Regions from separate parts of the Mus musculus genome. Here region 1 is linked to region 2. The links are chromatin loops, found by intact Hi-C in ENCODE. Cell type or tissue: heart. All regions are shown on one strand. Links, peaks and the distances in the headings refer to the core of each region. The heading gives the core; the rest is flanking DNA.

What was found. A loop is a pair of places that touch in the nucleus more often than their neighbours do. Peaks named below come from ENCODE experiments on the same cell type or tissue, not always from the same donor. Only the 100,000 strongest peaks of a DNase experiment are listed, where the experiment ranks them.
Region 1: it touches region 2 in a loop (2.1-fold over the local background); 1 of 42 quality-filtered maps calls a loop at or near these places.

Annotation. Positions count from the first base shown.
Region 1 is chr3:107,752,847-107,757,232 of GRCm38, reverse strand. Csf1 (colony stimulating factor 1 (macrophage)) reads left to right here. Exons shown (of 9, transcript NM_007778.4): 2 at 494-616; 3 at 1,740-1,802; 4 at 3,331-3,501. All of the region lies in intron 1 of Gm40121 (a long non-coding RNA gene), which reads right to left. Among named protein-coding and RNA genes, the nearest start is that of Csf1, 5.4 kb to the left of the region's middle. In heart, for the core only: a CTCF peak has its summit at 2,393 (motif pointing right); DNase peaks (open chromatin) are centred at 532 and 872; H3K27ac peaks cover 285 bases.
Region 2 is chr3:108,145,750-108,150,135 of GRCm38, reverse strand. It overlaps Gnai3 (guanine nucleotide binding protein (G protein), alpha inhibiting 3), which reads left to right and starts at 3,984. Exons shown (of 9, transcript NM_010306.3): 1 at 3,984-4,248. The coding sequence starts at 4,131. It overlaps Gpr61 (G protein-coupled receptor 61), which reads left to right. Exons shown (of 3, transcript NM_001305461.1): 2 at 1-384; 3 at 964-1,815. The coding sequence ends at 142. In heart, for the core only: CTCF peaks have their summits at 2,034 (motif pointing right) and 3,959; DNase peaks (open chromatin) are centred at 2,055 and 3,985; H3K4me3 peaks cover 1,033 bases; H3K27ac peaks cover 1,776 bases.

The DNA.
Region 1 (4,386 bases), core at 181-4,180, 390 kb after region 2:
CACTAAAACTTATACTGGTTGGCACACCACCAGTATTATCATTAGACATTCTCTGTAAGATGGAAAGGTGGCTCATCATTTAAAAACACTTGTTGCTCTTGCAGTGGATCCAGGTTCAAATCCCAGAATCTAGATGATGGTTCACAACCATTCATACCTCCAGGTCCAGGAGATTCCAAGAAGGAAGCACATAGAGTGTGTGCATGCAAGCAGGCAAAATATTCATAAACACAAAACAAAAACAGTAAGCCTTTTAAAATTGTCTTTTAAAGTACTCTGTATTGTTGAGCTGCTCTGGGTTAACCTCAGAAGAGTTCTTGGAGAAGATGGCATTTGGGCTATTACCAAGGGAAGAGTGAGGTGGTGCCCTGGCTGATAAGAATCTAATGGTGCTGCAGCATGGGAATGGGGCGTTGTTTCTTTGCCCTTAGTGGGACATGGGGGTAGCTAGGGAGAGGAAGTGCTGGAAAGACATGACTCCCTTCTGTTATAGACATGGCTGGGCTCCCGGCTGCTGCTGGTCTGTCTCCTCATGAGCAGGAGTATTGCCAAGGAGGTGTCAGAACACTGTAGCCACATGATTGGGAATGGACACCTGAAGGTCCTGCAGCAGTTGGTGAGTATGAGACCATGCCTTCTCCTCACTGAGGAAACTGAGGTAGCAAGCCAGAAGGCAGAGTCAAAGAGAGGCTTCCAGAAAACAGTCAAGTGGATAATGGCTCTCCTGGTACTTCTCTCATTGATCTTTTTAGGTCCTCCCAACCCCTTAGTCTGGGTCACCTGTAGTGACTAGGGTGGGCTTCTAACTGCTGCCTGGGTTAATGGTTGTCCAGGAATGTCCACTATGGATTCTAAACTGCTCCTTGACCCTGCTCTGACTCAGACAATGCCTCCTTTGGGAAGTCAGCCCAGTCTGCCTGCTGGGTCCAGATGGTTCATCCTGCTCCTGGATAGCCAGATCCCTGAGCGCCTGGCACCAGGGCCCCACCCAAATTTAGATGGGAGGCTCTAGCCTAACTCTGCGCCTTCTGCCTTCATTCCCCTGATCCTTGCCCCTGAGGTTGGAATGCCCTGCTCATCTGGGCCAGGAAGGAACCCAGGTCCCATTCTAATAGGCTTAATGCAATCTTCAACAATTCTAAATGTCATCTAGCCAGGCAGGATCCAGTTGTTGTCATGGTTCCTGCTCCTCTCACTAAAGAATTTATTCCACAAGCCCGGCAGGGTGGGGCACCAGTGGGTAAGGCCATGTGCAGAGCCTGAACTTGGGCCCCCGAGCTGACCTTCCCAATCTCCCTTCTTAACAGCACCCTATGCATGCAGCTTCCATGGCAGGCCCAAGGCCATGAGTGCTGTCGTGGTCTCTGCTCCAGGGAGAGGCAAGGGCTAGAGACCCAGACTCCCCAGAGCTCAGCCAGCCTCTCCCTGAGGCTTTTCATGATAGAGTGCTTACCACCTTCCAGAAAAGATTACATCCTATATTTTCCTAGAGATAATTCTTCCATATACAGACTAGATTGTGCAATTTCATAGGTCAAAGTAGAAGTGTCTGTTGTTGGCTTTTAAGTACTCTGGGTATTTGGAAGATACAGCTTTTCCCCAGCTGTGGCTCTGTCATTTTGGCATTGTTTTAGGGAGGTAAAATTAAAACATCATTCACCCCAAAACCTGGGTTCCCCATCCTGAAGCTGAGTGGACCTGTAGGTACTATGTAACCACTGGCCTGTTCTATCTCACAGATCGACAGTCAAATGGAGACTTCATGCCAGATTGCCTTTGAATTTGTAGACCAGGAACAGCTGGTGAGTAGCAAGTGTCTGTAAGGTGCTTAAGTGAATATTCACGGCCCGCTCTGTGTTGGCATGGAACAGTATGAAGGCAGCAGAAAACCTAGAGCAGACAGGATGAGGGTCCCTGGGTGCTCAAGTGTCAAGTTCCAGCTTGCAGGGCTGGGTAGGGTCCAGAGCTTAAGTCCTTCTGTTTCCTTACTTTGACCTGGTATAAATCAGGTACTTGCTAAATGCTAGGCACATTCCCCAATTAATCCTAACAATACAATTCTGAGGTCCACAAATATTGCTTGTTACCCATGCAGAGATTAAGGAGCATGCTTAGCCAAGTGATAGAGGCCTAATTTGAGCCCAGGAATGTTATACCTTGTAAAGTAAAAAATGTGCTTTATTTTTTAGATCACATCTTCTCCAATCCACTGGCCAGAGACAGGAAGGCAGTCTAGCCTGGCTTTCTACCCCACACCTAACTGACCAGCCACCCAATGCAGCCAATACTGCCTCTCTGCACCTTAGGGTGCTGTCCCTCTCTCCTCCCCAGTCCCTTGGAAATTTTCAGGGGCTTCTTGACTTCCCTGATTCTAGGGCACTCTCCATCTTACCACTAGGGGGAGCCCTCTGAAACCCCAAAGCCTTCACTTATTTCGCCTTACTTGTCAGGAGCCCCATGGCTCCAGGAGAAAGCACAGTCTAGTTCCAAGTCTGCAGTACCTACCACACCCTACGTTCATTTCCCTCCTCTGCTTCATTCTGCTCCCCAGCTTTTGCATCAGCTCTTTGTGATGTCTTTCCATCCTTTCCATGTGCCCCGCTGATCCCTGTGCTACACACCTCCCTATCTTCAAGCCTCAAGAGAACAGTCAGGCTACCCAGAATTCCTTCTATCTCTGAGCTCTCATGCACTAGACCCATGCATCTCTGTGAACATGCCATGGCCTGCATAGTCTCAGGGTTTCTTCCATCCATTCTATTGCTCCTTCACTTGCACCATGGCACCTATTTATTGGATCAGGCACTAGAGATACAGAGATAAAAGTAGTTTCTGTCTTTGAACCAACTACTGTATCCTTGGAGACAAAACCCAAGGCTACACTTTTGACAATGAGGTAGTCCTCCCTCAGTATTTTTATATTTTGGAGGTTTTGAGGGGGCCATATGGCAAAAAAAAAAAAGTGGAAGTAAGCTGAAAGGAGAGAGGAGAGAGAGAGAGAGAGAGAAAATGCTAAGGGGCAGCAAGGCTGAAACCCACCCTCCCCTGTGTCTCCTGAATAAAGCTGCATTGCAGAAAAGCTCTCTCCAACCAGAATCCACCTTTCCTTCACGCCAGCCCAACTCTCCATCATGGTTGATTTAAAGAAAGAAAACAAAACACAGGCCAAGGGTATCACCATCCTCATCACCAGGGTGGTGTGTCCCTTCCTCAGATTACAGGGTGACAGGCTACAGCCCTCTGTCTGCCTAGGGTGTGATCGTCTCATATAAAGCCTGGGTTTCCAGGCCACCATGGCCAGGTGCTAACCTCCTGGTTCCTGTATTCCAGGATGATCCTGTTTGCTACCTAAAGAAGGCCTTTTTTCTGGTACAAGACATAATAGATGAGACCATGCGCTTTAAAGACAACACCCCCAATGCTAACGCCACCGAGAGGCTCCAGGAACTCTCCAATAACCTGAACAGCTGCTTCACCAAGGACTATGAGGAGCAGAACAAGGTAGGGTGGATTCTGGGGCTGGAGCACCAGAGAAGGGCAGAGGGAGGCTACAGAGGTCCCACCCTGCCTCATATGCTCACCGAGCCTGAACCTTACTAACTTACTCCCTTGCCCATTCATTTCTTATGCCATCCGCCTTTATCAAGCATTCATTAGACAGAAGGCACAGTGCTGGACCCTGAGGATATCCTTGGAACAAGAAATTCCCCTTCCCACCCTTACAGGGCTTATAGCCAAGTGAGGTAGACAGCTGTTAAATGATGACACCTATAAATATGATCAGAAGGGCTCTTCATTCATTCAGTAAAACCTTACTGAGTGACCATCAAGGGATGTTCTGAACACCAGAAATGAGCTGTGATTTTAAAAAGGGGGGGGGCAAAAATCCCCACAATCATGACGAGAGGAGGGGTGCTGAGGCAGCTAAAATGAGCAAGTATGTGAATGGACAATGATGCTAACAGCATTGGAGAAGTGTAGAGCAGCAGGTGAGGGGCGCCCTGGGTGACAGTGAGAGGAACAGGAACCCGAGACTCTGAGTGTGCGGTGAGGAGCTAATGTAATGAGGATGCAGAGGGGAAGAGGCAAAGGCAGCTTCTAAGCAAGAAAACTTTAGCCGGCGCTCCAGCGTGAGGAAGAGCAGTAAGAGCCACAGACAGAGAAACAGAGTGGGGAGTGCTATGCTCAAGCCCTAGGGTAACCAGAAAGGTTTGCATTCAGAAATCCAAAGCGGCTCACCATGGCCCAGGCATGGGGTGTGGACAGGAGGAAGCAAAGTCAGGAAGCACTGCATTCATGCATGGTGTCAAAGAGGTGGGCTTTTTGTCTAAATTTGAAAGAAGCCACCATAAGCTAGTGAATGACACGATGTCATATATGATGGAA
Region 2 (4,386 bases), core at 172-4,171:
GCCACCCCCTGTTGTTGACTTTCGAATCCCAGGCCAGATTGCTGAGGAGACCTCAGAGTTCCTGGAGCAGCAACTCACCAGCGACATCATCATGTCCGACAGCTACCTCCGTCCCGCCCCCTCACCAAGGCTGGAGTCATGACGGACACCAGGAGGGAAATAAAGCTTGGGACTGGTTTATGATTTCAAGGACTGCTTTTGCGGCTGGCTGGGGTCTGGGCTAGGGTCTCTGGACTTAGCTTTTGCTTGGTGTTTCCTGGGTCAGGCCCAGAATCGACAGGATGGACATGTGGCAAAAAGCCTTGGACTTGGCTGGGATCTTTGACTATTGGGGGAGGGAACCTGGGTATGGTGAGACGTTGATGAGAGAAAAGGGTGACAAAGGTGAGGGAAAGCCTTTCTTCCAGTGTACTCTTCAGGCCTCGGGAGACAGGGAAACTTCCTAAGGGTAGGCGGTGGAGCAGCAGGCTAGGAACAGTTAATCTGGGGACTGTTGAGGTTGACCTCTTTCCAGAGTAGTAGTCCAGACTAATGCTTACTCTGAGACAAGGTAAGAAAGCGGCCCACATCTTCTCATTTGCCATCTCGGCAAGTGTTTCATGAGTTAACAGATCCCTTCCTAAAGTTAATGTCTAGAGTGAGAAGACCTGTAGGGGTGAATTGGATTTGGCCAGCAGCAAGGAAAAATTGCAATCAGGGTAGTGGAGGAGAAGACAGAACAACTCTGCAACTCTCTCCTATTCTCTTTCCTGCACATATGAAATCAAGTGTGGGTCCTGACCTCAGCAGAGATGAGCAGGAGGCAGGATGCCCTTTCCCTCCTTGTCTTTTGAGTAACTAGGAATGACTCGGGGGTCAGAGAGCTGAGGGTGGGTGTTAGCCTTTGAATTGGTAACGTGGCTGGATACAGAAAGGCCAGGTAAATTACTCTGATCAATAATACTGCCAATCTTTTCTTTCCAGGACTGGCCTCCCCGATCTATCTCCTCATGGCAGTGACCCACTTCCAGCCCCCTGGACATTCGGGTACAAGAGACTCAGGTCGGGCAAGGGAAGGGTGGGGTTTCCATTGTCCATGAAATGTCTCCCTGTTCCCCATCATTGCTCTCAAAATTAGCTTCTGTGACAAAGACTTAAATCTGTCTCCTACCTGCAGCCCTAGGTTGGAGAGAGAGCAGAGAATTGGGCCTTGCTGCTTATTGATTAAGACTATAGGGGCTGTGTTGGTTAGTATCAGCAATGGTATTTTCAGCGGAAAGGGATTAATTGCAAGCTGGACAGGTTTCCCCTCTGGGTCCTGTTCATTCCATTTCCCTCAACTGAATACTAAAGGGTCAAGGTAGAACCAGAGGGGGATGTGGGCTATAGCTGAACAAATTTCTGGCTCACTCAACATGAAAGGGGGAAAGTGGGTTGGGGTGGAGTAGTTTCCCCTTTGAACAACCAATAAATTTTATGATAAAAAGTTATATTAATATCAACACTGACTCCTTCGGTTCTATTCAATGCATGAATAGCTGAACACCAACATCCCCCGGGGCATACACATATGATGTGCCACCTCTGCCTTCAAGGACTTCACAGGCTAACTCGACCAGATATTTGTATTTTTGTAGAGCATTTAGGTCTGATAAAGTTATACAGTAAGGAAAAATTATATCTATGGTTCTGACTTTTGAGAATATATTGAAGTTGATGCATAAGAGACTCCATGCAGATGCGGAAAGTGTGGGGAGTGTAAGCAAAACTCTCTAGGGAAGAAAATAATCTACTAAATAAAACTGGGCAAACAGCTTTTTCCCTCTTTGGCTTAGGTACATTTACAGGTTTCTGTCTTCCTATCATTGGTGTTCTTCTAGTCTGGAGCCTATTACACTGAGGAAATCCTTTAGAAAGTAACACACGGCAAATGGGAGTCCTTCCAACTTTAGAGCCCTTCCCTTTCTTTTGAGATAAAGCTCATGCTGAGAGGTCTCCTTCCTAGTACATCATAGGGAAAACTTTCACATACTATTACTCCACCAATCAGCTAGTAGGACCCAGAGACTGCCAGTAGGTGGCAGTGTGAGCCCAGCAGACAGGAAACGTAGACATGTAGGGTGAGAGAGGGATGTGAGAGAGAGAGAGAGAGAGAGAGAGAGAGAGAGAGAGAGAGAGAGTTAAATATTGCTTGGCAGCCATTTTGTTAAGTTTTCCTTTTTTAACTTTGCCCTTCAACCCTTGCTTCACATTAAAAGGAAGTTTTAAGAGCAAGGATATTTCTAAGTCATATTGAAATAAGCCGACACTGAGATCTTATTGCCATTAACTAGCAAGCTGCCATGTTTTCCCTGGCTGTAGGAACAGATCATAAAGGAAGTAAAACTTTCCTAGTATTGTGAAGAGAACTTTCTCCACAACTTTTGCTATGGCCACTGTCCAGGAATTTTCTAGTCACTGAGACGGACTGGTAAAGTTCAATATCCAATCCTTACCTCCTGGAGGCGGTTCCTGGACACAATCTCCCTTACAAGCCGAGGAAGCAACAGGGTGAGATGATCCATCCTGCCAGTTTTGCCAACATCTTGGTATCGAGGTGACTGCCATCCAAAAACCTTAGATGCTCTGTTGTCAGGGGTCTCCCAGCTATACCTTCTAGAGAGGTCTGGTAGAAAGAGGGCGTGAAGTTGAAACTAGACAGATGTACTTACTGTGTGGACGTGGGAAAGCGACTGAATTCCTCTGAGCCCATTTTCTCATTGGCGACAATGGGGATTAATATTACCTACCTCACAGGGTTGTTGTGAGGATTAAGAGATGAGACATGGAAGTGCCTACCTGGCAAAAAGGTACTCAATAATGTTGTGTTTCCCCCTTTCCTCTTGACCCTTTCCCCCCTAGAAGTGATCAGAAAGGAAAAGCAGTTTCTTTTGGAAATGAGTGGGAGACTTTCCAGACTTGGAATTGACAAGCATTATGGGTGACGTGGACGAGGTTAATCTAATTAGATGGTTCTAATTAATTAATTTTCACTATAGACCTTTCTCTTGGGAATTTGTAGCTTAAGTTACCTCCTACTAGAGAAATGTTTTAAATTCCAGGGAAATGTTTCAATGGCTGTAAAAAAATGCCCCTTCTTAAAACGGGTGTTGAGTCATTGTGGGTCTATTTAGTAGGGACTTTAGGATATTCTTCACAGAGCCAATATTCAGGAGATAGTAGAAAGACAACTTTTACCAAACTTCCCCCTTTCTGTGGCTATCACAGAGGAACTCTTGTTAGATTAGAGATTAGCTCGTTTATTTCTGGGTATGGAACTAAGTCCTCAGGTTTACCTGGAAGAAAGGGAAGCGTGGAAATATTATAAATGAATTACACCTAGTTTCATATTCTAATACTTACTACCTATTTTTCACTCTCTATTACTTGATGCGGTCGAGTGATCCTTTGCCAACATAGGAGTGCCAGGCATATGTACAGCTCACAGAAATCCATACGTTGTAGCAGAAGGACTAATATATACTTGGCATAATGGGTGTAGCCAGAGGAATGGGTGAACATCCAGGCTGGGCAGCTCAAGGATCAGACGGAGGGAACTTTGGCTGAAGTGCCCAACACGCGGCTCTGGACAGAGACCTGGGCTCCAAATCACAGATGAAAAGGAAAAAAGGTTTTTTTGTTTGTTTGTTTTCTGGAGAGGGAGGCTTTTCCCAACAGCAATTCCCAGAGGACTGTGAGCTCTCATTTGAGAATCTGATCCTCACCGCCAAACCTCCAGAGCACACCACGTGCTGGAAGTCCCGCTTTTTCTACACTTGGAATCCAAGTCCAGGAGCCGGAGAAGTAAAAGGGTATTAAGGCTGGGAGGTGCGGAGCGAAGGCTCGCCATCACTCCACGGGGACAGTCAGGTACCAGGGAACTTCCGCTCTCCGTACCACCTCCGCCTCCCACTGGCACAGCGCTCTAAGTAGTAACGGCCGCTGGGCGTCGCCGGAAGTGTCGTAAACAGCACACATCCGGTTCTTCCGGGAGCTAGGGGAGCTGACGGAGAAGGCCACCGCCCAGCAGAAGACCCGTCTCCGCCGGTGTGTGGCGATTCCCGCGGTGTGTGTGAGTGAGCCCGGGCCCGGTCCCCTCTCCCGCCGCCGCCATGGGCTGCACGTTGAGCGCCGAGGACAAGGCGGCGGTGGAGCGGAGCAAGATGATCGACCGCAACTTGCGGGAGGACGGGGAGAAAGCGGCCAAAGAAGTGAAGCTGCTGCTGCTCGGTGAGGGGCTGGGGGCGGAGCTGGAGCGCTGGAGCCGGAGAGCCCGGCCCCGGGAGCAGCCGGAGCTGATCGGGGTCTGGCCAAGGCCGGCAGAGAGGACCCCAAAGGGACAAGGAGGGGATGCCCAGCAATGGGGCG